Regions from separate parts of the Homo sapiens genome. Here region 1 is linked to region 2. A link is a loop called in an ENCODE intact Hi-C map of the cell type or tissue named here. Cell type or tissue: heart right ventricle. All regions are shown on one strand. Links, peaks and the distances in the headings refer to the core of each region. The heading gives the core; the rest is flanking DNA.

Evidence for each region. Hi-C counts contacts between places; a loop is a spot of excess contacts. Peaks named below come from ENCODE experiments on the same cell type or tissue, not always from the same donor. Only the 100,000 strongest peaks of a DNase experiment are listed, where the experiment ranks them.
Region 1: a loop joins it to region 2, with 2.0 times the contacts of the local background. A loop is called at or near these places in 31 of 110 quality-filtered maps.

The regions. Positions count from the first base shown.
Region 1 is chr9:69,065,607-69,070,983 of GRCh38, reverse strand. All of the region lies in intron 4 of FXN (frataxin), which reads right to left. Among named protein-coding and RNA genes, the nearest start is that of FXN, 33 kb to the right of the region's middle. RefSeq lists enhancers at 2,030-2,529, 3,780-4,379. In heart right ventricle, for the core only: a CTCF peak has its summit at 2,445; a DNase peak (open chromatin) is centred at 2,413; H3K27ac peaks cover 1,933 bases.
Region 2 is chr9:69,147,182-69,152,558 of GRCh38, reverse strand. It overlaps a transcript of TJP2 not described here. Among named protein-coding and RNA genes, the nearest start is that of TJP2, 24 kb to the left of the region's middle. In heart right ventricle, for the core only: a CTCF peak has its summit at 2,829; no DNase peak of the experiment used is centred there; H3K27ac peaks cover 1,982 bases.

The sequences.
Region 1 (5,377 bases), core at 243-5,242, 82 kb after region 2:
AAACAAAAAAAACAGGCTGCTGCAGTGGCTCACACCCATAACCCCAGCACTTTGGGAGGCTGATGTGGGAGGATTGCTTGAAGCCACGAGTTTCAGACCAACCTAGGCAACAAAGTGAGACCCCATGTTGACAAAAAAAATTATTTTTAATTAAAAATAAATAAAATTAAGAAAAAAAAAACAAAACAAAAATCAGAAATGCAGCCAGATGAAAGATATTTTGAACCAATGTGAAAGGCTGAGAGAAAAAAAAACAAAATTTTTTTTATATTAAACAACCTTTATTTGAAAAATAGTGCCTTACCATCCTAATGCTATCAATCAAACTTCAATAAGAGCAACTGCAGCATCAACCAATAACAGTTGCTAAATTAACAAGAGATCAGTCAAAAGTGCTTTAAAGGCAGCAGCACTGGCTGGTGTTTCCCTGAGCCTCTGGGCATTCAGGACCCAGGTACAGGGAAAACAGAATCAAACCAGCTGGTGTTCTGCATCCAAGCCCTCGCATCGTTACCTGCCTCCCTCCTGGTGGCCCTGGTGGCCCATGGTCCCCCTAGCACTTCTGAGCCCCTGTCAGCTGTGGGCGGGGCGCCAGGAGCCACAGGCCACTTGTAAAAGGTTGGAACTTGGTCTCATGGTCAGCTGGTTTCTTCCCATTGTGGTCATTTTCTTTTTGGAGTGCCTGGAGCACTCTCTCAATGGACACGGCGGCCCTCCAGCCTTCCTGGGCCGTTTTCTTTCTTTTTTTTTTTTTTGAGATGGGGTCTCACTGTGTCACCCAGGCTGGAGTGCAGTGGTGTGATCTCAGCTCACTGCAACCTCTGCCCCACAGACTCAGGCAATCCTTCCACCTCAGCCTCCTGAGTAGCTGGGACCACAGGCATGCATCACCACACCCGGCTAATTTTTGTATTTTTGGTAGAGACGGGGTTTCACCATGTTGCCCAGGCTGGTCTGGAACTCCTGAGCTCAAGCCATCTGCCTGCGTCAGCTTCCCAAAGTGCTAGGATTACAGGTGTGAGCTACCGTGCTTGCCCCCTGGGCCATTTTCTTACAGCAAATTGGAAGAGTCTTTCTTCAATTCCTGGGCCAGGTTTTGGGCCATCTTCATGTAGTGGTCATGGGTGTGACACATGTGGTTCAAGTTTTCATGCACCTTGCTTAGTCTCTGCTAGAGGTCGGGCAGTAGGCATCCTCCTCCGTGGACTCCCGCTATGGCCTCATCACGTTTTTGGTGCAGTTCAGGCAGAGCGGGCAGCATCAGCTGCAGCCTCAGGAGCTCCGTCTCCAGCTGTGCCCTTGCACCCTACAGAGGCCTACTCTCCAAGCTCTTTACTCCTTTGGATTTCTTCAGAGGGACTTGTAGCCAGGAAGCGGGGAGACCACCATGTCTGGTTTCCCTGTTCCCCTCCACTGCCAAGTCCCCATCATACCACCCTTGAGCAGAGGCAGGACATTCAGCGGGGTGAGTGTCAGAAAGTGACATTATTTATGCAATGTCTTGGGGGAGTGGAAAGAACTCACAGTAGCCGCTTAGCACGAGGAGGCCAGTTGCTTCACTCCAACATTCATGGCCTGTTTCATTCCTGCCTTGGCCTTTCCTTCTTCTCCTCCTTTTTTTGAGACAGTCTCACTCTGTCGCCCAGGATGGAGTGCTGTGGCACGATTTCAGTTCGTTACAACCTTCGCCTCCTGGGTTCAAGCAATTCTCCTGTCTCAGTCTCCCAAGCAGCTGGGATTACAGGTGCCTGCCACCATGCCTGGCGAATTTTTTGTATTTTTAGTAGAGACAGGGTTTCACTATGTTGCCCAGGCTGGTCTCAAACTCCTGACCTCAAGTGATCCGCCTGCCTTGGCCTCCCAAAGTGCTGGGATTACAGGCGTGAGCCACTGTGTCTGGCCCCTTCTTCTTCGCCTGCAAGCATTGCTTCTGTCTCGCAATTTCTTGGTCAGGCAGCTCTGCGGTTTGCTGATGGTCAGTGCCGTCATTCAGATAGTCTGCAGTTTGCCCCTGAAGATCCTCTCCATGGTGCTGTGAAGCATGCAGGACGCACTTTGCATCAGTCACTCGGGGAAGTTCAGGAGGCCTGCTTTTCATGCTTTTTCAGAAACTAACCTAGGTCCTGACACGAGGACCTGCTCATTTCATTTGGAACCCTCGAACAGAGGGTTTGGAGCAATCAAGGACTGGCCTCTGGCATGGTCAACGTAAGACCACCACCAGCCTGAGGTGCTGGCCGCATCTTGGCCCTGGCCTTTCTGTGGATCTCACCTTGGGCCGATTCTCCCCTTCTCAGCTTGTCATCTTCTGACTGTGAAGGCCACCACAGCAGTGCACGCCTGGGTCACCCAGGGTATTTATAGGTTCCTTGGCACTAGTCCTAAGATTCTGCACATCACTAGCACTGCCGCCCACAGGAGGGCCAGCAGCAGCTGAGTTGGCATGTCGTGGCGGCCAGCAGGCCCTCTGTGGCTCCCGAGGGCTCTGCAGCTCTGCCTCCACTTGCCAGTGGCCTGTGGGCCACAAATCACCACTCGGAACCCTGTGGGGTGTTCCGTCTCAAACAAAAACAAGGGCCCATCAGTCATTGTAGAACTTCTGTTGGGCTGGGGGGAGGGGAGGCACCCCATGTTCTAGAAAATTGTGTCCCTGATTTTGCTGTGCAAACAGAAAGTGACATTATTTATGCAATGCCTTGGGGGAGTGGAAAGAGCTCATAGTAGCCCCTTAGCACAGGCCACTCCAGGCTCCACCTGGCCCTACAGCACAGCTAGTGGGTCAAAGCAGGGCCAGGTCATAGCCCCGTGTCCACATGCGATCCTCTCAGGGTAGCATGGTGGCCTGCCTCTGTCCCTTCTGAGGCTCGTTACCAATTTCAAGCTTCCTTCTGCTGCAGGGAAGCCCGGTCCCACCTACAAAGAGTCTGTCTCCCTTGCTAGATTGAGCTCCTTGAAGATGGGACTGTGTTTTCTTCATCTCTGTATTTCCAGTAGCTCATCAATGCCCATTATACACTAGAGGCTAAGTCATTTTGGGCCCTGTTTTCTTGTTGACTCTATTCTGACTTAGGACATGTCACTTTCCCCACTGGACCTGCATATTCACATCTGTGAATAAGAGTAAGTGGGTAAAGACCCTTCTTGCTTTAAAGCCCCTCCAATACAGAGACCTCTGAAACCAGAAGCAGAAGCTGAGGAGTGGTGAATGGAGCATTTTCCCTGGCATGATGGCTGAGACCTGCAGATCTGGCTATGAGGGTGGTATCTTGCCAGTTGAATGCCTCTGCAGAATTTCACCCTACTTTTCAAAGCAGACTCAAGGATGATCTTTATTGTTGATAATTTCATGTTTTTGTTGTTGTTGTTGTTGTTTTGAGGCTTTGATATTGACACAACAGCTTCTGGAAATCTTTTCCACAGAGAGTATGGGGACTTCTTTAGCCAAGTTGGGCGGGTGCAGGCTCCAACTGCTCGGCAGCCACTGTCCGGGCCACAGCATGTCCACAACCTCCTGCTCCTCTACAGGGGTTTCTCCAGACATAACCGTGTGTCTGGTCATGCCATTTGCCACAGGTATAAAAACAATGACGACGGCCCGAAACTGCGGGATCTTCCCGCGGAATCCTGTGCCTTCGCAGGTACAGCTACACGGCGCTCCCGCGCTCCGGCCTGCTCCTTCCAAGAAGACAGGCGCAGAACGGCCTGGGTCCTGCTCCCCCGGAACCCCGCAGTCTGTGTGGGCAGCAGGCCGGGAGTGGGGAGAGCCGCCCTGGTGGTGAGGCCCGGAGCGGGACGGCTGTGTTAGGCAGCATCCTGGCCTCCAGTGACCAGCAGACTGACTCGGCCTCCATCCCCCGCTGGGAGCTGCCGTCTTGCCGCCACTTCCCACAGAAGCACTGAGAGCTTGTCCTCAGGGCCCGCTTCTCTGCCTCCCTTCCCCCGACTCCCATCCGGCGGTGGCCACTCTGGATCTGCCGGAAACGGCGCAGGAAGGGGAGGGGCCTGAGGTGGACCGGGGAGCCTGTGGTCTCTGGGTGTGGCCTGCTCTGGCCAAGGCACCTCTTCAGTCTCACCCAGTCTCAACCTGCCCCGTCCCCCATATATATATATATATTTTTTTTTTTTGAGGAAGATAGTATCTGTGACAGTAAACGGCATGCTCAGCAGATCTTTCCAAATTCCCATGCTTCTGAACACAGCTAGAGCGTATTGCTGGGCAGTGTGTCCAAATACGATATGGACGTTTTCAGTCTTCAGATATGGGGAAAGTTCTTTTGGGGTAAGTGCCTGCCCGATATCTACAAAGCCACTGATCCCCAAAAGTGATCGCTGGACCGAGCTGATCCACTTCGTTCCCCCGGAGATGAAGGATAAGAACACACAGGCTCAAGCACAGCCAGGGTCAGGAAGAATGACTGAGGCCACAGAGGCTAGTTGGCCCACAGAGGTTAAAATCCTCCAACCTCCAGCACACTAACTGGGTCTAAAAACCAATACAATCTGTGAATTAGGGCCTTCCTAGAATGACAGTGATTTCTAGTGCTGTTTTTGTTGAACTCTAGCACACTTCTTGGATGAAAGTGTGGGGAAAGGAAACACACTATTTATTCTGAACAAAGCATTAGAGATCACAGAATAATAAATGGGAAAATATTAATTACCTAAAAATGATGTCAATGTTAGGGGGTAGAGTAAGGTTATAATTTTTAAAAAATGCAAATACCGTTAGTCTTTCAAAGAATTCTATGCTAGTTTTATCTGGCCCTTTCCCAATTCACAGTCAACATGCTCTCTTTGGAAGTGCTAATGAATGACTGGATCTGAGAACGTTTTGTGGGCATTTCTCTTTTACTTTCTTACAACCACTTCAACAGCAGCCAGGCTGCTGAGGGATGAGGGATGTCTCTCCCTGCATGTTCTCAGGCTTTCAGATGCTATGCAGGCCACATTGTGTCTCCAACACAATCTTTTATTCCTCTAGATTGAAAGCACATCAATGGAAAAGGCAGGAGGGATTAAATGCCCTGGAGCAGCAATATATAACACTCTACCACCTCCACAGGGTACACAACCCCAACCTGCAAAGGGAATTCAAATAACCCTTTACCTGAGAGGCTCAAAACAAGTAGAGGTCAAACTTTAACTTGCTTTGAAGACAAAGTGCAACTTGTTCAAACGCTACAAGGTCAAAAGTAGCTTCTTTTAAAGTCAGGGCAATAATTTAATAGAGGAAAACTGTCTAGGCTGGATTTGGAAAAGTTATAAGCTACTCACTTCAGATCTTAATATCCTGATGCCTGCTTACAGTATCCAAATTGTCAGCAGGGAGAAGTTATGTAACTAGAGTAAACTTTTCTACTGAGAATGAGACAGGCTG
Region 2 (5,377 bases), core at 96-5,095:
CTAGGATCTGAACGACTATCTGCTCTTCTGGAGTGTGCCATTCACACTCCACTAAACTCCAGTTCACACATTTATCTGGAATCCACCCAAGTAGGGGCTGCCAACTTCAACAGACAGGAATTATAAAACAAGCACATGAAAAAAATTACAACCCCATTCCAGCTAGCCATGGCCTGGCCTATAAACAGAGGTCAAAGTGTAACAAAAAACAAATGCATCCCACATCTGTCAAAATTTAAGACCTTGTAAATCTCATTTGATTCACTCTTAAAAGTGAATCAGTAAATAGATAATACTCGCTCCTAGCTCTTTCACTAAAAGCTTGGACATAATTAATCTTTAGAAGCCAGTGTGACTGATGTCCTTTATCTTTTCATCAAAGTGCTTACCACTGTTATATAATTTTACTACCTCAATGATAATGAAAAAATATAACCTATTAAAATGACCTCCAATCCCAGACATCATCAGCACCAAATGCCAATTTAGGCATTTATTTTGAACCACAGAAGTTGTACTTACTTACATGCCAGAAAGGTCATCCTCAATAAGCATTCACCAACCATGGCAAAGTTATACCTATCAATTCAGTCCATTAATTCAGGTAAGATGTTTCTATTCTTTGGTAAATAGGACATTACCATTAAATTTTCTATGAAAATGTATATATCAGCAACATCAAAAATGGTAACTCTGACTACCTCTAGAATGTGAAAACGGTAACTATTCGAACAAATTTTGGGGGAGACCAGTAACTAGGTTGATGAGAGATTAAATAAGCAAATACCTGGCAACGTGGGCCGTGTACTGGTACAGCTCTGTGCTTCCTGGAGTACTTGCTCCTGGAGCTGCAGCCGGGGTGCCAATCCCACTCACAGGGAGATGACAGTAATGTGGTACTTCGCACCCTGGAAAAGACAGTGTTGTTAAAAATCCAACATGCTCATTCCCTGCAATGGTAAGATTTTGGGAAATGCACTGAAGTCCACATACCATACAATTTGCCCGTTTTTAGGATGGCTTTTAGTACCTTCACAGAGTTATGCAACTGTCACCACAATCCTTTTTTTTTTTTTTTGAGACGGAGTTTTGCTCTTGTTGCCCAGGCTAGAGTGCAATGGTGTGATATCGGCTCACCGCAACCTCTGCCTGCTGGTTCAAGCAATTCTCCTGCCTCAACCTCCCGGAAAGCTGGGATTACAGGCATGCGCCACCACGCCCGGCTAATTTTGTATTTTTAGTAGAGACGGGGTTTCTCCATGTTGGTCAGGCTGGTCTTGAACTCCCGACCTCAGGTGATCCACCCACCTCGACTTCCCAAAGTGCTGGGATTACAGGCGTCAGCCACTGCGCCCGGCCCACAATCCATTTTAGAAGATCTTCATTAACCCCACAAGAAAAGCCCCATAACCATTAGCCATCATTCCCTGAGCCCCCAATTCTCTCTCTGCCTCTTGGCCCTAGGCAACCACCAATCTAATTTTTTACTCTATAGATTTATCTATTCTGGATATTTCATATGAATGGACTCATATGATATGAGGCCTTTTGTGACTGCCTTCTTTTACTTAGCATAATGTATTCAGGGTTCATTGATGTTATAGCATACATCAGCACTTCATTCCTTTTTATGGCCAAATAATATTACATTGTATGGATATACCACATTTTATTATCTATTCTTCAGTTGGTGGAAGTTTGGGTTGTTTCTACTCTTTGGTCATTATGAACACTTGTGTACAATTGTTTATGTGGACATATGTTTTCATTTCTCTCAGAAATAATGGAATTGCTGCCCCTGTTTTCAGTCTTCAAAAAATGGAGAAAGTGAATTGCCACCTAAACTTTGGTATCACCAGTCCACCTGAGGGTCACTCTGAGAAACAAGATCTTATAAGAATTCGCCTTTCAGGTTAAACAAATATCAGCGGGTGAGAAAATAGCTAGAACAAAATATTTTAGGCTGGGCATGGTGGCTCACGCCTGTAATCCCAGCACTTTGGAAGGCTGAGGCGGGTGGATCACCTGAGGCCAGGAGTTCGATCAAGACCAGCCTGGCCAACATGGTGAAACCCCATCTCTACTAAAAATACAAAAATTAGCTGGGCATGGTGGGGAGGTGCTGTAATCCCAGCTACTCAGGAGGCTGAGGCAGGAGAATCACTGGAACCCAGGAGGCAGAGGTTGCAGTGAGGTGAGATCTCACCACTGCATTCCAGCCTGGCGACAAGAGTGAAACTCTTGTCTCAAAAAAAAAAAAAGAAAAGAAAAAAATTTTTTATTATAGTAAAATACACATAACATAAAATTTACCATTCCAAAGTATACTACAGAGAAAACATTTTAAACCAAAAGGGAATTTGTTTTTCATAGCATTTATAACACTGGCTTGTGTTTATGGTTTTGTTTTTTGAGACAGTCTCACTTGTCGCCCAGGCTGGAGTGCAGTGGCACAATCTCGGCTCACTGCAACCACCGCCTCCTGGGTTCAAGCAGTTTTCCTGCCTCAGCCTCTCAGGTAGCTGGGATTACAGGCACGTGCCACCACGGCCGGCTAATTTTTGTATTTTCAGTAGAAACAGGGTTTCACCACGTTGGCCCGGCTGGTGTCGAACTCCTGACCTCAAGTGATCCATCCACCTTGGCCTCCTAAAGTGCTGGGATTACAGGCATGAGCCACCGCAACTGGCCTAGGCTTGTGTTTATATTTATGGGTTGCTCACCAGCAGGAAAGATGGCAAATACTTTCTCGTTTTACCCCTAAGACCAAGAAAACCCAAGAAATACCCCTTCTGCAAATTCTTATGAAGCCTGCATGTGCCTTTCGAATACCACAAGGAGGCAAGCTCCTTTCTGGGTTGAGCTTGTGAAGGCAGCTTCACTCGGGCAGTCACAGGAAAAACTTTCAGTGGGAGGAAGAATGCAGCCTCTCACCACTTCTGGACATACTCTTCTGTTTGCTAGACAAACTGATATTGTGGCGTCTGTGCAAAACACTCTACTCCCTACACGATGAAATAGAAAGAAAAGATGGTGTCAGTTTTATTTGTACAGGCGGGAGGCACATTTCCCTTCTCCCAGGATCAGCAGGAAATGTAGGCAAAGGCTAAAGCTATGCCATCTGGACATCCTACAAAGCAAGCAACGGGATTAAAGCCCAGCCCATACATGGTTTCTATTATTACTTCCAAAGATAAATAAATGGCTTACAAATCGAGAGGTACTTAGTTATGCTTTTGGCTTCATATGCAAACTTTTCTACAGGTATCAGCTCCAAGGAGAGCTTATTTCTTTTATTAAAATGGCTTGCTTTTTAATTTAAGGAGTTTTCTGCATTTCTAATGTATCCTGGCTTTAACTTTCTCTATAATAATCCAAGGAGTTTTTTCATGTATACAAACCCCCAATAACAATCAGTTGTTTCTAAAATACACTATTATTGAATAGGGCCTCTAAATTAAAAGAACATTTGGCAGAAAGAAATAAAATATATTCTTGGATTTCAATAGTATTGAGAGATAATGTAAAATTGTCAGGTAACATGAGTTAAAGCTGAAAAACTTTACAGATTTCAAAAGGAAGATTCATAGGTGGCTGGGTATTTTAGGTTAGTATTTGGGTATCAATTATTTTTATTCTATCTTTCTCCATTGTGGCTATACTGAAACCGAGTTAGCACTGGAAAATATTTGTTGAGCACCTACCATGTGCTGGGCAATGGGCAAATATACACATGTGTAAATCATCCAATCTCTGTTTCAATGAACTTGCAATACTCAGTCAATTGTCGGTTGGTAGCCATTCGTTTTGGCCAATCATGCAACTGTACAGTTTGCAGAATAGAAGCCCAAGCACATCCCTGCTTGCAGACAGCAAGAAAAAGTATTACAGAGGGGGGCGGTGGCTCATGCCTATAATCCCAGCACTTTGGGAGGCCGAGGCGGGTGGATCACTTGGGGTCAGGAGTTCGAGACTAGCCCGGCCAACATGGTAAAACTGCATCTCTACTGAGAATACAAAAATAGCTAGGCATGGTGGTATCTGTAGTCCCAGCTACTTGGGAGGTGGAGACAGGAGAATTGCTTCAACCCGGAAGGCAGAGATTACAGTGAGCCAAGATCCTGCCACTGTACTCCAGCCTCCTGGGCGACAAAGTGTGACTCCGTCTCAAAAAAAAAAAAAAAAGTATTACAGAGGGGGAAGCATGAGAAGAATGAATGAATTCCTTGAGGTTTTAAATACTGGATTATAACCTGACTTCCAATTGTGGCTTTTTTTTTTTTGAGACTGTGTCTCAAAAAAAAAAAAAAATTAAAAAAAATATAAAAAAGAAAGGGCCAGGCACAGTGGCTCATGCCTGTAATCCTAACACTTTGGGAGGCCAAGATGGGCAGATCACCTAAGGTAAGGAGTTCGAGACCACCCTGACCAACGTGGAGAAACCCCGTGTCCACTAAAAATACAAAATTAGCCAGACGTGGTGGCGCATGCCTGTAATCCAAGCTACTCGGGAGGCTGAGGCAAGAGAATCTCTGGAACCCGGGAGGCGGAGGTTGCAGTGAGCCAAGATTGTGCCATTGCACTCCAGCCTGGGCAGCAAGAGCTAAATACTGTCTCAAAAAAAAAAAAAAAAGTGATCAGTGAAATGTTTTATCCCTGTGTATTCACAGAACTCAAAGAGTATTATAGGTACAAGGAAGATCTTGTTCGTCCTCTGATCCAATGCTATTTCATCCAGCTTAAGGAAACGTTCTCTCTCTCAAAAAAAAGGCACATTCAACTTCCCTTATTAAGGGCTACTTTGTAATAATTTGACTTCTGTTTGGTTTGATTTGGGGAAATGAGGAGAAGCAGAGATCTATTTAGGTCTATTTAGGGTACTTATTCCAATTGCTAGTAGAGGTTATCTCTGAACAAAAATTAATAATCTAGCAATCAACTTGCACATCTGAATCATGGGAGCTTGTTTAGGCCGAATCCCTTCATGAAAGACCCTGAGGCAGAAACTAAGAACATCCCGTTTCTGTCTGAGAGCCAGGCCCTTGATCAGGATGACTCCAATGAGGCTGAGTTTCCCACTTGTAAAATTCGAACACTAAACTAGAATTCAGGAATGGTAAATATATAGGCCACGGCTTGCATCTCCCCAATTCCCTAATCATAGGTTCAGAACAAACATCCCTAATCAGTTGCGATATTCCTTTCCCGCTAAGCCCAGGTTTGGCCTCCAGGTCCTCCTAGCTAGATACTCCAAGCAGCCAACCATCAACTGGCACCTGTCTTCCACATGAAACCTGTTTGCCATCCCTGGCAAAGGTCCTCCCAGTTCTAAACTTTCGTCATTCTGAGACTAAGGTCTAGGCTACCGCATGCCCAA